Linked DNA regions of Homo sapiens: region 1 is linked to region 2. The links are chromatin contacts, found by Hi-C or POLR2A ChIA-PET in ENCODE. All regions are on one chromosome and are shown on one strand. Each heading gives the region's core, a stretch centred on a gene start or an enhancer-like site at or near the end of the contact. The rest is flanking DNA. Distances are from core to core; before and after follow the strand shown. Region 1 overlaps SMAD3 (SMAD family member 3). Region 2 overlaps SMAD3 (SMAD family member 3).

Region 1 (6,861 bases), core at 1,600-4,099, 48 kb before region 2:
GTCTGTGGTTCACCACCAGCCCATCAGTGTTTCTTTGAGGTGATTGCATTAGGGAAGTTGGCTCTGGGATTGCAAAAAAAAAAAAAAGGTGGAACATGTTTTCCTTAAAAGATGGAAGGTTTTAGAAAATATACTAGGCCATCTGGTTAGAAAAAACAGACCAGACTAGAAAAAGCTGTGAATTTGATTTTGTAGATTAAACAAAGCCAGATGATTAAAATGTGATTTATTTATAAACTGTGCTAATGTCTATTATTATGATTTTGTGGTTTTTTATTAGGGGGTATGAGTGAGGGAAGCCCTATATCCTTCATTGGATTAGACATATATAGTGAATAGTGGAAGAGTCTGTCAAGCTCACTATTTTAGAATTTACCCTGCATATGTAATGTCATGTTTTTAAGACCTCAGCTATGCAGGGATATTGGCCTCTTCTAGGGACATATGGGATGAAGGTCTCTAGTGAAATCTACTAAAAGCCCATGTTAGAATAGTGATCATGAGCTAACACTACAGTAATAGCTGCAGTCTATCTAAAGTGACCTATGTTCATGCTACCACAAGTTGTTACAGAATTGCCAGCTGGAATTTAAAATAAGAGACTTGGTTTTTGGTTGTTTTTTCCTTAAACATTTCTTGATTTGCATAACATAGTGTTTGGCACATAGTGTTTGGCACATAGTAGGCCCTTAGTTTTGGTTGTAAAGTATGGTTTGTGTTTGATGAATATGATCACAAAGTTTGAAGGTCCATACATAAGTGCTGGAAGGTAAGGGAAGACAAGAATAAACATTTTTCCCCTGAGAAAATCATGTGTTATGTAATAATTTTAGAGTGATGAAGACATAGATATTTTTATAATTTTAAAATATGCCATCTTGCCAGAGTATGAGAAGATTGACAGAACCAGTTTGCTTGCTCTCTATTTATAGAACTTGGCCACGTCTAATTCAGAGAAGCTAGAGATTCAGGGAAGCTAGACTTAGATGGTTGAGTAATATGGGATGTGGTTCAAGGACCATAGAGCATGTTAGGCCATTCCTGCAAACTACTTCTAACACGTGAAATGTGATATATGGCTAATTTCCTGGTCCCACTGTGGAGAGGTCGGGATCAACATTTTTGCCATGGCTTGTCAGATTCATTTAACCTTGGGCCAGTCTCTTAACAATGGGCGTTGAGAGAGCATGTGGAATGCCCCTTGCCTTGCCTTGGCCTGCCATGGAAAAGCAGTCTTAGAAGAATCACTGTCTAAGGGTAAGATGAGAGCTCTGTAAACTATTCTGAGCTTCAGCGTTTGCCGATACAAAGCTAAATTTAGCAAACGTGTCCAGTGTGGTCAGAGGTTCTGATTCATTAGGGGTTCTGATTCATTGAACGTTCTGATTGATGGAGACAAGAGTTTCAGTGAATGTTCTAATGCATTAGATTTGCTCTTCACTCTCTGCTGCCCCTGTTAATTTTACAATAGACAATTTAGCTACAGCATTATGTCATTAAGTACCAAATCTTATTAGAGGACTATAGGTGGAGTAAGTGTAAAAAAATCTGGTCATGTGTACTGAACCCAGTACTATGTTAGTACAAGGTTAGTTTGAAAACAACCCCGTTAACTTTCCCATAATTTGTATGTCTCATGAAAGTAGAATGCTGACTGTGCGGCATAATTCTAGTATTTTCGATTCCACTCAGGGTTTAGTGATCCATCCTGGCATCTTTGGCATGTAAGCTCTTACAGAAAACGTCTTAGAGATCCTGTAAAGTTCATACTTTGGCATTACATATGCCTGTTGTTAACATCACAAAGCTTGCTCTTAATGTAGGTATCCTTACTCAGAATTAGGTTCTAGCATAGGAAGTATCTTGCTCTATCCTAAGTTGTTCCTCTGGTTTGCAGAAGAATTAACAAAAAAGGTAACAGCAATAGCGTATTCCCACTCTTAGGGATTTACAGTTCTACTTTGTTTCCTTTTGAAAACATTGTGATTCAAAACCTGGCCCTAATGGTTATTACTGCATCTTTGGAACACAGGCCTGGGGGTGAAAAGAAAAAAAAAAACTTTTAAAACCCCTTTCTGTGTATCCATTGTTATGCCCAAACACTTCCTCCGCACAACTACAGATCTGGGAGGCATAACCAGGCACCCCAAGCTGCTTGCTTATGCCCAGTTTACTGACTAGGAAGCCTCTTGGGTTCTCTCTAATGAAGTGTCCAATCATTGCTCCTGCCCTTGCTATTATCAGCCAGGTGGCTTTAATGCTATTACACAAAAATGTGGACTAAGGCCTAGGGTAGGAACTTTATGGAAACAACAGCATAGTTTAGGAGAGAAAAGATTCTTTTAATCTGAATTCCAAGGACATGGCCTGCAACAATCATGCTTCCCCAGGAAATTCTCAGGAAGTCATTAATGGTGAAGTTAGACGGCCTTAAATTTGTTCCTTCTACCCTGGTGAGAGCAGAAACAAGAACCCAGGGTCCAGCCAACACTGACTGTGAACGTCGTTGGTGCCAGAATCTGAGCTAGGTGTGGCAGAGGACACAGACTTGAGTCAGGATGTAGTTTCTCCTTTCCATGAGCTCAGAGTCCAACTCAGGTGGGAGCAGGGGGCAAACCAGACAAGGTCACAAAAGACAATGCCAAGACAGCATGTGAAGAGTGCTGTGACCAGCCCTAATGGCTGTGGGAAGGAGAGAACACAGTGGGTTGGGGAGAACAGGAAGTGTATCTTAGAGCAATGGTTCTCAGAAGTGAGCTATGTCACAGTCACCTGGAGGGCCCCACTCCAGAGTTGCGGCTTCAGTAGGCCTGGCGTGGGGCCTGAGAATTTGCATCTTTAACATCTGTGTGATAACCGATGCTGCTGGTTCGGTCCTGGGACCCACTTTGAGAACCGCTGACTTAGGGGAAATAATGCTGCTTGGGTCGAGCTAGAAGGATAAAGGATTGGGACAGATAGGTGAGTGGAGGCAGCAAAGTTGTTGGAGTTATGGCTTGAACAAAGGTACGGAAAGAAGAGTGAGGGGATGTGCTGGGAAAATGCAAGGAGTCCACATAGAGAAATGGTGGCAGATGAGGATGGGGTGATGCTGGAGGGGACCTTGTAGAGTCTGTGCCTACTCTGGAGGTAAGTGAGGAGCCAAAGGTTTTGAGCAGAAAAGGCATCTAACCATAATTACATTCCAGGAAAACGTGGCAGCAGTATTAGCAGTTTTTCTGTCTAACCAATTAGCTGTGTTGAGAAAGAGTCTGAGGCTGAGGATGGACCCAACCCGGTGACGAGTGGTTTTTGCCATGGATAGAAATAGAGAAGAGGGGAATTTTGCCATATATTTGCTATCCCTGGACTGCAGAGACACAGATTAGAATTTTGGAATAGCTGTGATAGCAGGTAATCAGGAACTATATTCCTTCAGTCATATATAAGGACTTGCTGTAAGCACTGTGGAAATGTATATAAAATATACTGCTAAGATAGAATTTACTAGATATGGACACTGATTCATTTACTCGGCAAAAATATGTGGTGGCCAAAAAGAAGCCAGGGATAAGAGAATAAAATGTAAACTCTGCTCTCAAGGAACTCACAGCCTAGAGAGGGGACTGTGGCAACAGAGATAGATGTTTATGAGAGGCTTCCTGGAGGAGATGTCTGAATGGAGGCACAAAGCATTAGTAAAAGTTAGCCAGGCGAACTGGTGGTGTGCTGGGGAGCAGGGGCTGGGCCAGGGAGAAGTTGATGTTCTAAGCACAAGCAGCCATGAAGACAAGGATGATCCATGAGGACTGCAAGTTGCCGGATTGTAGAGGTTAAGGCAGGGAGCAGTGAATGCTAGGTAAGGGCAAAGGAGGGCCAAATGCTCCAGGGCAAAGACCTTAGAATGTGTGCAGTGGACTAGGGGAAGCATCTATGGTCAGATTGGTTACTGGGGGCAGTATGAAGGGTGCCTTTATAGGAAAGCCATCTGGAGGCTAGGAGACCTGTTATGATGCTGGTGCAGTTGTCCAGGCACTAGAAGACCTGCAGTTTAGGGCGGTGCAAGTGGGACTAGAGCAGAGAGATTGGAGAAGCGGGACTGTGTGGAGGTGGGGAGCAGAGGACTGGTGGACTGCTGTGGCTTCTGTGGATGTAGGTTGGGTCAATGGTCATGTCTAAAACAGGGCTGAAGGCCAGAGGATGGTTTTAAGAGAAACCATGAATTCTGTTTATTTGATTGTGAGTTTGAGGTACTTGTGGCCCCTCCGTGTGCCAGCAGCCAGCAGTCAGCTGGACATGAGTCTGAAGCTCGGGATTAAAGTCTGGGCTGTAAGTACTGATTTGGGAGTCATTAGCGTTTATGTGGCTTGAAATCATCAGGGTAGATGAGATCACTTAGGGAGGAGTCAGCAGAACAGTGGTCTGGGAATACCAACAAGGAAGCAGGCAGAAGAGGTGTAGGCCCAAGAAAAAGAGCAGATTGTACGAGAGGGCCAGGGAGAACCGGGAAGTTCAGGGAGTAGGACCTTTCCAAAAGGGAGATGGCAGCAGCAGAGAGGTGATGGAGGGCAAGGAAAAGAAATGCGTCAAGCTGCTCTGGGCTTGGAAAATGGGAGTGAAGAGGCTACTGATAAAATCTGGGGAAGCATAAAAGGGAGCTGGCTCAAGTGAGGTGGGAAGATGATTCAGTTTGGGGGCGCTGTGTTTTGGATCACGTCTAACAAATAGCTGGAATTTTAAAATCGTGCATCTCAAGGAACAGGTTGGGTTAAAAGGACGGGTTTGGGTCAGCTGTTGACCCAAACAGCTACATAAACCCTTGAGGAAAGCTGTTAAGGGGGTAGGAAGGTGGAAGAACCAACCAAATCATCATAAAGGCAGGAATTTGTTGCAGTTCTCAGAGGCCAAATCTATAGGCCCTTACGGTGCAACCTGCCTCCTCTTGGTAAGGGAGGTGTTTAGATGATGCTGGGGAGGTCCTTAGGAGGACTGCTGCAGATGTGGTCACACCAGATGATTACTCCAACCCATTTCATCCTTCTCCCCCGAACTCTGCTTATTCAGACTCTTAAAAACCAAAAGGCATTTTACTTCTTTTTTTTTTTTTTTTTTTTTTTTTTTTTGAGACAGACAGTGTCTCACTCTGTTGCCCAGGCTGGAGTGCAGTGGTATGAGCACTGCAACCTCCACCTCCTGGGTTCAAGCGATTCTCCCATCTCAGCCTCCCAAGTAGCTGGGACTACAGGCGTGCACCACCACACCCAGCTAATTTTTGTATTTTTTGGTAGAGACGGGGTTTCGCCATGTTGGCTAGGCTGGTCTCAAACTCCTGACCTCGAGTGATCTGCCTGTCTCTGCCTCCCAAAGTGCTGGAATTACAGGTGTTGAGCCACCACGCCTGGCCAACAGTTTACATTTTAATCAGCGTTTTTCTTTATCCATTCTTTATCCACATCTTCTGGGGTCAGTGTAAGATCTAGCCAAGGAAACAACTTTGAAGTCCCTTTCTCCTTGGGTGTTTTGAATTCAAAATGAATTTTCACAGGTGCTAACAGTCATCTGAGCTGGCAGATGTGGAAACCAAGTTAGTTACTTGTGAACCTCCATGCCTGTGGGAAGACAAATCTGGTGGCATTTAAGACACCCTGACAATATGGAGGAATCAGGCTAGGAGGGACTAGCAGAGGCAAGAGGTGGCAGGGCTTGAGGTTGGGTTGGTGTCATTCATTTGCCAAAGGCCTCGGGGTACAGAGGAAGTAAAATATAAAATGGCACTGCAGAGATAGCATCAGTGGGACACATGGTGTTTAGGTTTGCGGAATAGCGAGATACACCCATTGAGAAACTTTTGACCTTTGTGCAGATGGCCCAGGGGCTTCTGCTGGCACTGCATGTTGCCCTTGGTGAGTGAATGAGGGCAGCTGGGTATTACATGAGGACCACAGCAGAATGTGGCCTGGTACATCATTGGTCAAGGTATATCTGGGCTTACAGACATTTTCCTCTGGTCCTCCTGAGCCCTGAAGTCCCTGGGACCCCCGCCTCGGCTCCCTTTTAAATCTTCTCTCCACCCAGAGACAGCAGCAAGAATCAGACTGAGCTCCTGGCACAGGAGCTTTTCCATGAAAAGTTTATTAGAAGGGCACTTACAAGAGGAAGAGAGGGAATGAGAGGACACAAATCTTTAACAATAGGGGTACAATGCTTAAACAGGTGCTCTGCTTTTAAGATATAAAAGTTAGAAAAATCTAAAACACTATAAATACATACATGCTTTTTACAAAGTTATTAAAAGGTCAGGCTGGCCGAATAGTGAAGGTAATCAACACAGTCAATGTTCTATTCCCCATCCCTCCACACACATCAGAGTCCAGAACAGCCGAGTTGCAACAGCAGCAGTGAAGGTGAGTGAAGGCTTCTTGGATAGATGGCTCCATCTCTCTGTAATGCTTTCACCCCTAGCAAGGGAGTGGGGCTTGGTTCAGAGGACCCTTGTGGAAGGGCCCAGATTTGACTCAGAGCTGTCTGTTTTTACACGCGGCCACTTGTTTAGCCAGCCTGGTTTGGTGTTTCTGGATGCTGAGCCAAAAAGCCACTACACCCTCCACCAACATTCAGAACTGGCTGTGCCCCAACTCTTCCAGCCACTGTCCTTGGGAGGAGAGACCTTTCCAACTTTCTTAAAAAAAATTAAATAGTTATCTGTCTGAATGGTTTTAAGAAATTATTACATAAATATAAAAACACCAGAATACTAGAGTATACATTACTTCTGCATTAAAAAAAAATCCATTGCAGAATCACTGAGAATTTCTCAATCCAGTTTACATGAGGCAAGTTTCTTTTCTATGATAGCTGTGTTTTTGAAAAGTTGCCTGTTTA
Region 2 (6,888 bases), core at 623-3,122:
TAGACCCATCTTCTCATTCTGGGTGATCTGGGCCTCTCGCTCGGCAGCAGGCCTGTTCATGTAGCCAACACTTAGAGTCTTCTCTGTTTCCAAACTACTTTGGGGAATCAAATTAATTTGCATTGTCAGTTTGAGGGAGAAGAAAATAACCCATAGGACAGAAAGGATTCCTTCATTCTACGACAACATGATGTTCCATTTGGTGGAAACAAAAATGAGTATTTAGGTAAAAACATTTATCAGCCCCAAAACTCTAACTTTGTAAAAACAGAATAGAAGATACTAGAGGCTGAAAAGTGTAAAGGGAACAGAGGGATGGGGAGAAATTTGTTAAAGGTCTCAAAATTACAGCTAAAGAGGAAAAATCAGTTCTAGTGTCCTAAACCACTGTAAGATGATTATACTTAACAATAATATATTATATAGCTTCAAATATCTAGCAATCATATATTACAATATTATTATTACATAGTTTACAATTATTATGTAATATATGATTGTTACTATGTATAATCATATATTACATAGTTTCAAATAGGAGAATATTGAATGCTTATATAGTAACATACATAGTAACATTCATATATTACATAGTTTCAAATAGAAGGAGGATATTGAATGCTTCCAACCCAAAGAAATGATAAATGCTTGACAGGATGGAGATGCTAATTAACCTGATGTGATCACCATAATGACATTAATATGTATCAAAACATCACTATGTATCCCATGAATATGGACAATTATTTGTCAATTTAAAAAAATCAAATATTTTTCAAAAACTCTAACTTTAGAGGGAAAGGAAAAAGGGAAAATAGCCTGGGTGCAATGGCTCATGCTTGTAATCCCAGCACTTTGCGAGGCTGAGGTGGGTGGATTACAAGGTCAGGAGTTCGAGACCAGCCTGGCCAACATAGTGAAACCCTGTCTCTACTAAAAATACAAAAATTAGCCGGGCATGGTGGCGCAAGCCTGTAGTCCCAGCTACTCAGGAGGCTGAGGCAGGAGAATCGCTTGAACCCAGGAGGTGGAGGTTGCAGTGAGCCGAGATTGTGCCACTGCACTCCAGCCTGGGCAACAGAGAGAGACTCCGTCTCAAAATAAATAAATAAATAAATAAATAAAAGGGAAAATGGGGAGAAAGAGCTATTGGAGACTGTGAGATAATGGTCTCATCTTAGACCCTCTTCTCCAAAGAAAAGAAAACAGGCTTAGAGGTGGCAAGGTAGAACTGAAACACAAATCTGGGCCTTCCACTAATATATGAATGTCTTAAGACTGAGATATAAGGCCTGGCGTGGTGGCTCACGTCTGTAATCCCAGCACTCTGGGTAGCCAAGGTGGGCAGATCACCTGAGGTCAGGAGTTCCAAGACCAACCTGGCCAACATGGTGAAACCCCGTCTCTACTAAAAATACAAAAAAATTAGCCAGGCATGGTGGTGGGCACCTGTAATCCCAGCTACTGGGGAGGCTGAGGCAAGAGAATCACTTGAACCTGGGAGGTGGAGGTTGCAGTGAGCCGAGATTGTGCCACTGCACTCTAGCCTGGGCGACAGAGAGAGACTCCATCTCAAAAAAAAAAAAAAAAAAAAAAAAAAGACTGAGAAATAGCTTTGCTCTCTTAATAAAAAAAAAAAAAAAAAAAAAGCAGGACATGGAAAAGTCCCCTCCCCTGACAACTGCAATTTCTCAAGTCTTATCTGCCGGCAAACCTCACTATTAGTTCAACTTCACAAAACAAACAATTCTTATTACAGGACTCTTAGTCATTCTGTTTTTCACTTTCTTCCACAGAGCAGAAGCCATTAGGTCTGGGTATCCTCTCTCTGCCCTCTTTTCCCAGACCTGGTTCCCAGCCTCCCGCCTCCTGCAGTCAGGTCTGCCCGAATCGGAGCACCATGAATCACTTCCTGTGGGCAGACTGCACGCTTGGGGGTGGGATTTACTTTCTTTCTTTCTTTCTTTTTTTTCCTGGAAAAGATTCTCACAGACTTTTGGGGTAAAACAAGTGGAACCAGGCGATGATAACTGGCGGCCTTGTTCTATCAAAACAAATCTTAAAGTTTCCAAAGACTTAGAGAAAATGTCAGGCGGGCATTCCTGACTGGGGGCGGGGGTTGGGGAGAGGTGAAGAGGGCAAATGAGGAGGTTTTGTGTTAATTGCACAGTTTTGACTTCCTTAATTATGAGTCACCGGCTAGAGAGATAAAACAATGTCACAAGTGCTGCATAACATGCAACGGGTCAACCGGGCGACTCAGTGACATTCACGCGGAGAGGCAGTGCCTCAGGACAAGCGCTCACTCCAGTGATTTTACAACAATTCCTAGCAAATGTCACACAGTATGGTTGGGACATTTACAACCATCTCAGTCTTATGACATTTACAACTCAGTCTCTTCTTTTTAAAAGAAGCCCCAAAGCCTTCAGGATTTGCAAACCTTTCAGTTAGCCACTGTTGGGTATGAATGGGGAGCTGGAAGTAAAGGAAGGGTGGGAAATGACCATGTTTCTTGAAAAAGTTAGTTTAAGGACCATGGAGGTAAAGAGGTACCTTTACATGCAAAAAATGCAGCATTTGCATGACAGCAATTGCTAACGTTCCATACACATTCTCTTGCTTTCTGAACCAAAGCTTTACAAGCTTATATAAGCAGTTTCCATCCCAAATGGTAACAAAGAATGGGTGCCCTGTATATTCTGGCATCTGTACCCTGAGGACAGTTAAGTGGCCAATTAGCATTCCTTTCTGTCTAAGGGTACAGACCTCCTATTGTACCTAAAAAAAAAAAGGTTCTGGTTCATTGGGGCAATTCACCTAAGACAGCAAAGAACCCCTATGGGCAGGAAAACAGGAATTCCACACAAGCAAGAAAGGAGGACTTCAGAGAAGCCAGGCCCACACTTAACAATGTCAGGGTGGCAACAGCCCTCCTCGATTAAGCCGGCCTCATCAACTAAGTGGCCCTTGTCTGAAAGCTGCATCCCTAAAACAGCTACAATCAGGAACAAGCAAAGGGTTCCAGGTGAGGCGTCCTCCCGCTGGGTCCTAGATACTTACAACTCTCCCCGGTATCAGCCCACCCAGTCCCAGCTGAGATTCAGAGCACCTGCCCACCCACCACCTCACCCCCACTTCCTAGACAGGCCTAATTTACAGGCATAGAAACTCAAAATGCTGAACAGGCCCAAGTAGTGGAGGTAAAATGTTGCAGCCACAGTATCTGAATGTGAGGCTCCTGCACTCTTGGCCACCAGCATAGTGCGCTGAGGTGCAGGTGGGGACAGAGCCCTTGGAGGTCCAATTATCTTCCAGCTCAAACAGTAACCCACTCTGTGGCTCTCTGCTAAGAATGACCTCTCTCCATCCTCCCCTCCTCGAACTCTTACAGTCCACCATCCCCACTGTCCCACACTCTTCAAATTCATCATCATTTAGCACCAAAGGCCTGGTATGATGAAGTGACTTCTGTGTGTTTCTGACTTCCCTTCCCAACTGTGCCAGGAGCTCCTTGAGGGAAAGGAAACCTAGCTTAACTTTGCCTGCATCCTGGATGGAGCGAGGGGCTTGCAGGTCACATTTGCTCAGAAAATAGTAATGGTAATGGAATTATTAGCTGATAGCGTGCATCAGCAACTGGTAAGCTTCATAGTACCTTTCAGAAGACGTAGGAAATAAGCAAAGATCTCAGGCTGCCCACCAGCCTTGTGAACCCGATCAAGAAGTCAAGCCTCATAGCAAAGGGATCCACAGACGCACATTACTGCCATGGGCCCAATACCAGAAATGTTCTTTAAGCAATCAGCTGGTCTTGAGAGGTGCAATTAAAAACAGCAGGGGAATGACAGCCACAGGTGCCAGTTAGGCGAAAGCAACCAGCGGGGAAGTGCAGGAAGCTAAAATGTTTTTGAATGAGGAAGCTCTGCCCACTTGCCATACCAGGGAGAGAGAGTCATCTGTGGCTAAGGTTGTAGGCAGACATTAAATACAGCGATTTGCAATAAACTTGCTCAACAAATATTTGTTAACTGGAGATTTTTATCAAGTGTTGGATTTAATAGAGGAGAAAGCACACAGATATATGGCCCACACTGGGGATGGACTGGAGCCCTGGCTGCTCATTAGATGACAGGGGTGTGTGTGGCCCTCCCTCTGGCTGTGCTACCGACTCATGGAGGAGTCTTTAGGTATGGATTATCTCATTTAAAAAATGATGGGTTCAACGGATCTCTAGTGTCTTCTCACCTTCTAGTACCTTCTAGCATTCCAAATACCTGTGAAATACACTAATTTGCAGGGGGAAGTGGCTTAAAGGTGTTCTGTGTCTACACTTCTCATTCCTTCAATGCTTTTAGGCACCTAGGGCCTTGGAGAAAACCTGAATCATAATATAGCAGCAGAGCAAATAAGTAATCAAAAATGTGGACTACCAACAAAAATTCCTCTTCCCTACTGTACATGGAGCAACAAACAGAAAGGATGAGAGAGAAAACTTCAGAACTTTGACTCTTTCTGCAGGTTAGAAGCAAACACAAAAGCCAAGTAAGCCCCAAACCCGACGCCAACATCAACTAAACAGTGGCAGTCGTAGCTGTCATGTGGGATATAAAGGAATTAAATTGATTTCAAACAACTTCCTGAGAGAGGAGGTTGCTTTAAACCAGAAAGGTGAGGGAGGCTGCAGAATTACTGACCTCAAAAATCAGAGGTCATGGAATGAATGAGACAGGTAGACAGGTTCCAGACATGCTCACATCTGTGGCTGGTAGAACTGGACCTGGACACGACACTGGGGCGGGGGCAGTGGAAGGGTGGTGTGCAAATGTCCTTTTGCAGAATATTCCAGCCTCAGAACCACAGGACTTTGGAGCTGGTGGGGGGCATTTCACCACCACCTTCTTTTCCCCCTGAACACGTGAGGAAACTGGGGCCCAGGAAAGGATGGCATTTACCCAGGGATCCTTCTGAGTGAGCTCCTATGTTGTTTTTTTTCTACTCCAGGAATCATGACCCCAAAACTATGGCCCCAAATAGAAAACTCAGCTGTCGGTGTAACTGAACAAAGAAGCTAACACCACAATAAAGGGCAGGAGCTTCCATCAAGAGCAGAAAGAACAGAGTGGTTTCTGTGGAGGAGCGGCTGTGCCTGGCATTTCCCACCCTGCACACACCCAGCTGTTGGGGCCACAGTCCACTGCAGCCTGTCTTTCAAGTCGGCCCGGCTGTCAAGCCTGGGCCCATCTCCCGGGCTCTGTAAACAGTTCTGGCTCTCTCTCTCTCTTCCCTCCTCTACTCTCAGAACACCACACATCACTGGGGCCTGGATTGTTTGGTAACAATGGAGGGGAACGTTAAACAAGAGTTGACGACGGGAAGTGAATCACTGAATTCTCAAACAGGCTCCGTGGAAGGAGCAAAGAACTGTGGGAGGGGCCCCTGGCAGGGCCTGGCGGGGTGCAGGGGAATCTTTGGAGGCTGCTCTCTTCTCACCCCGCCAAAGGACACCCTTTCAACTCTGCCTGGCTGTAACCAGGTAGCAGCTTCATATGTCAGGCCCCATCTAGCTCCCAAATCAACCCCGCTACTTCCGAGTTTCCCTGGTGTTCTCTGCTCCTTGGATTAAGCAGGAGGGAGAAATGGAGAAAGAGCCTTTTTTCTACAAACACTGACCCAACTTTGTCCCCATACACCTTAAAGTCTGACCCTGAAGAGGCAGCTACAGGCTCTAACAGAAGGAAAAGGCTCATTCTTCTCTCCCCGCTCAGGCATCAGCTACTTAAATGGAGATGTCCTCAAAGGAAAATATAAAACACAGAGACAATGTCTCTGTATGACCTGAGATTCCATATAAGTGTCTGAGAGAAGTCCCTCCCCGCTCCCCATCCCCGAACACACATTCCCTCTCCTAAGTCTGCACTGACTCCCACTCAACCCTGGTGCCATGGAACAGCCCCCTCCAGCCTCCACACTACCCGCTCTAGGCCGCACCTCCACTGACAGCTGCTCTGGCCACGTGCCCTGGGTCTATAACCTTCAAAGTCTGGTCTCTGGCAGGCTGTCACATTTTATTCAAATGATGTGTAGGCATACTCTCTGCTCCTCCAAAGAGCAGTTGATCATCCAGTCTGTGTTTACTACAGGCCTACTATGTGCAAGGCACTTGGTATCTCTGTCTTAACTTCCTTTGCAAAAAATCGAAGATTAATGGCTCAATCTAGGAAACATTTAAGATTCTATGTGCAGGAAGAACAGGGCTGGGCACCCCTTGGTATATGTAAATGTGTCCTCAGTTTTGCTTTATAGGATCTCTTTCCACAACTAGTTTTACCATGTCTACTTCAGCCTCATTAAGGAGTTAACACTGACCAGTTGCTTCCTAGAAGCAAGTTTTATGGTAAGCACTCTATATTTAAATACTTTAATCCTGTAGGACAGGGCCTCATCTTCCAAAAGATGACAATGAAGCTCAGAGAGGTTAGGAGTATTCCACAAGGTCACCCAGCAGGCAGGGGAGCAGAGCTGAACTCTGAACTCTAAACATTAAAGCCCAGCTTCTTCCCACTGTGTCAAGCTGTTGTTCTGCGTGCCCCAGCCGCCTTGCAGGGAGACACGGTGGAAACAACAGGAGACTGGAAATTGGGACTTGCATTGGAAAGCTGGCTCCTCTCCTTACCACCTGGGCCACCTCAGGTCAAGTGCCTCATCTCCGGGGGCCCATTTCCTCATTGGTATAAAGGGGCCATGTGGGAAGTGGTTCCTGTAGAGATTGCACATGTAGGCCCTTCATAAACCGGTAAGCGCCACACTGACATACAGTGTCACCCATAACCTTTCATTCACGAACCAGAAAATCCTGCCCAATGATGTTGCCGAACATCCACTCCT

The links. A loop is a pair of places that touch in the nucleus more often than their neighbours do. ChIA-PET counts read pairs that join two places held with the same protein, here RNA polymerase II (POLR2A). Pooled maps may share reads with other maps.
Region 1: a loop to region 2 is called in a map of endothelial cell of umbilical vein, with 5 times the contacts of the local background. The contact joins two enhancer-like sites. A Hi-C loop is called at or near these places in 7 of 168 maps with a recorded cell type or tissue (CD14-positive monocyte, Right ventricle myocardium superior, ascending aorta and 4 more) and 9 of 50 pooled maps. POLR2A ChIA-PET finds 5 or more read pairs at or near these places in 12 of 52 experiments (AG04450, Caco-2, MCF 10A and 9 more).

The regions. Positions count from the first base shown.
Region 1 is chr15:67,194,404-67,201,264 of GRCh38, reverse strand. SMAD3 (SMAD family member 3) reads right to left here. Exons shown (of 9, transcript NM_005902.4): 9 at 6,096-6,861. AAGAB (alpha and gamma adaptin binding protein) reads left to right here. Exons shown (of 10, transcript NM_024666.5): 10 at 1-598. Among named protein-coding and RNA genes, the nearest start is that of SMAD3-AS1, 51 kb to the right of the region's middle. RefSeq lists an enhancer at 2,450-2,579. Within about 2 kb of position 2,849, at least 4 of the 41 ENCODE cell types and tissues checked have a DNase peak (open chromatin) inside an H3K27ac peak, as active enhancers do; they include gastrocnemius medialis, where a contact is called at or near this core.
Region 2 is chr15:67,145,560-67,152,447 of GRCh38, reverse strand. All of the region lies in intron 1 of SMAD3 (SMAD family member 3), which reads right to left. It overlaps SMAD3-AS1 (SMAD3 antisense RNA 1), which reads left to right and starts at 5,509. Exons shown (of 3, transcript NR_186224.1): 1 at 5,509-5,536; 2 at 6,307-6,397. RefSeq lists enhancers at 1,694-2,501, 3,309-4,116, 5,123-5,417, 4,495-5,429, 5,430-6,365. Within about 2 kb of position 1,872, at least 31 of the 41 ENCODE cell types and tissues checked have a DNase peak (open chromatin) inside an H3K27ac peak, as active enhancers do; they include gastrocnemius medialis, where a contact is called at or near this core.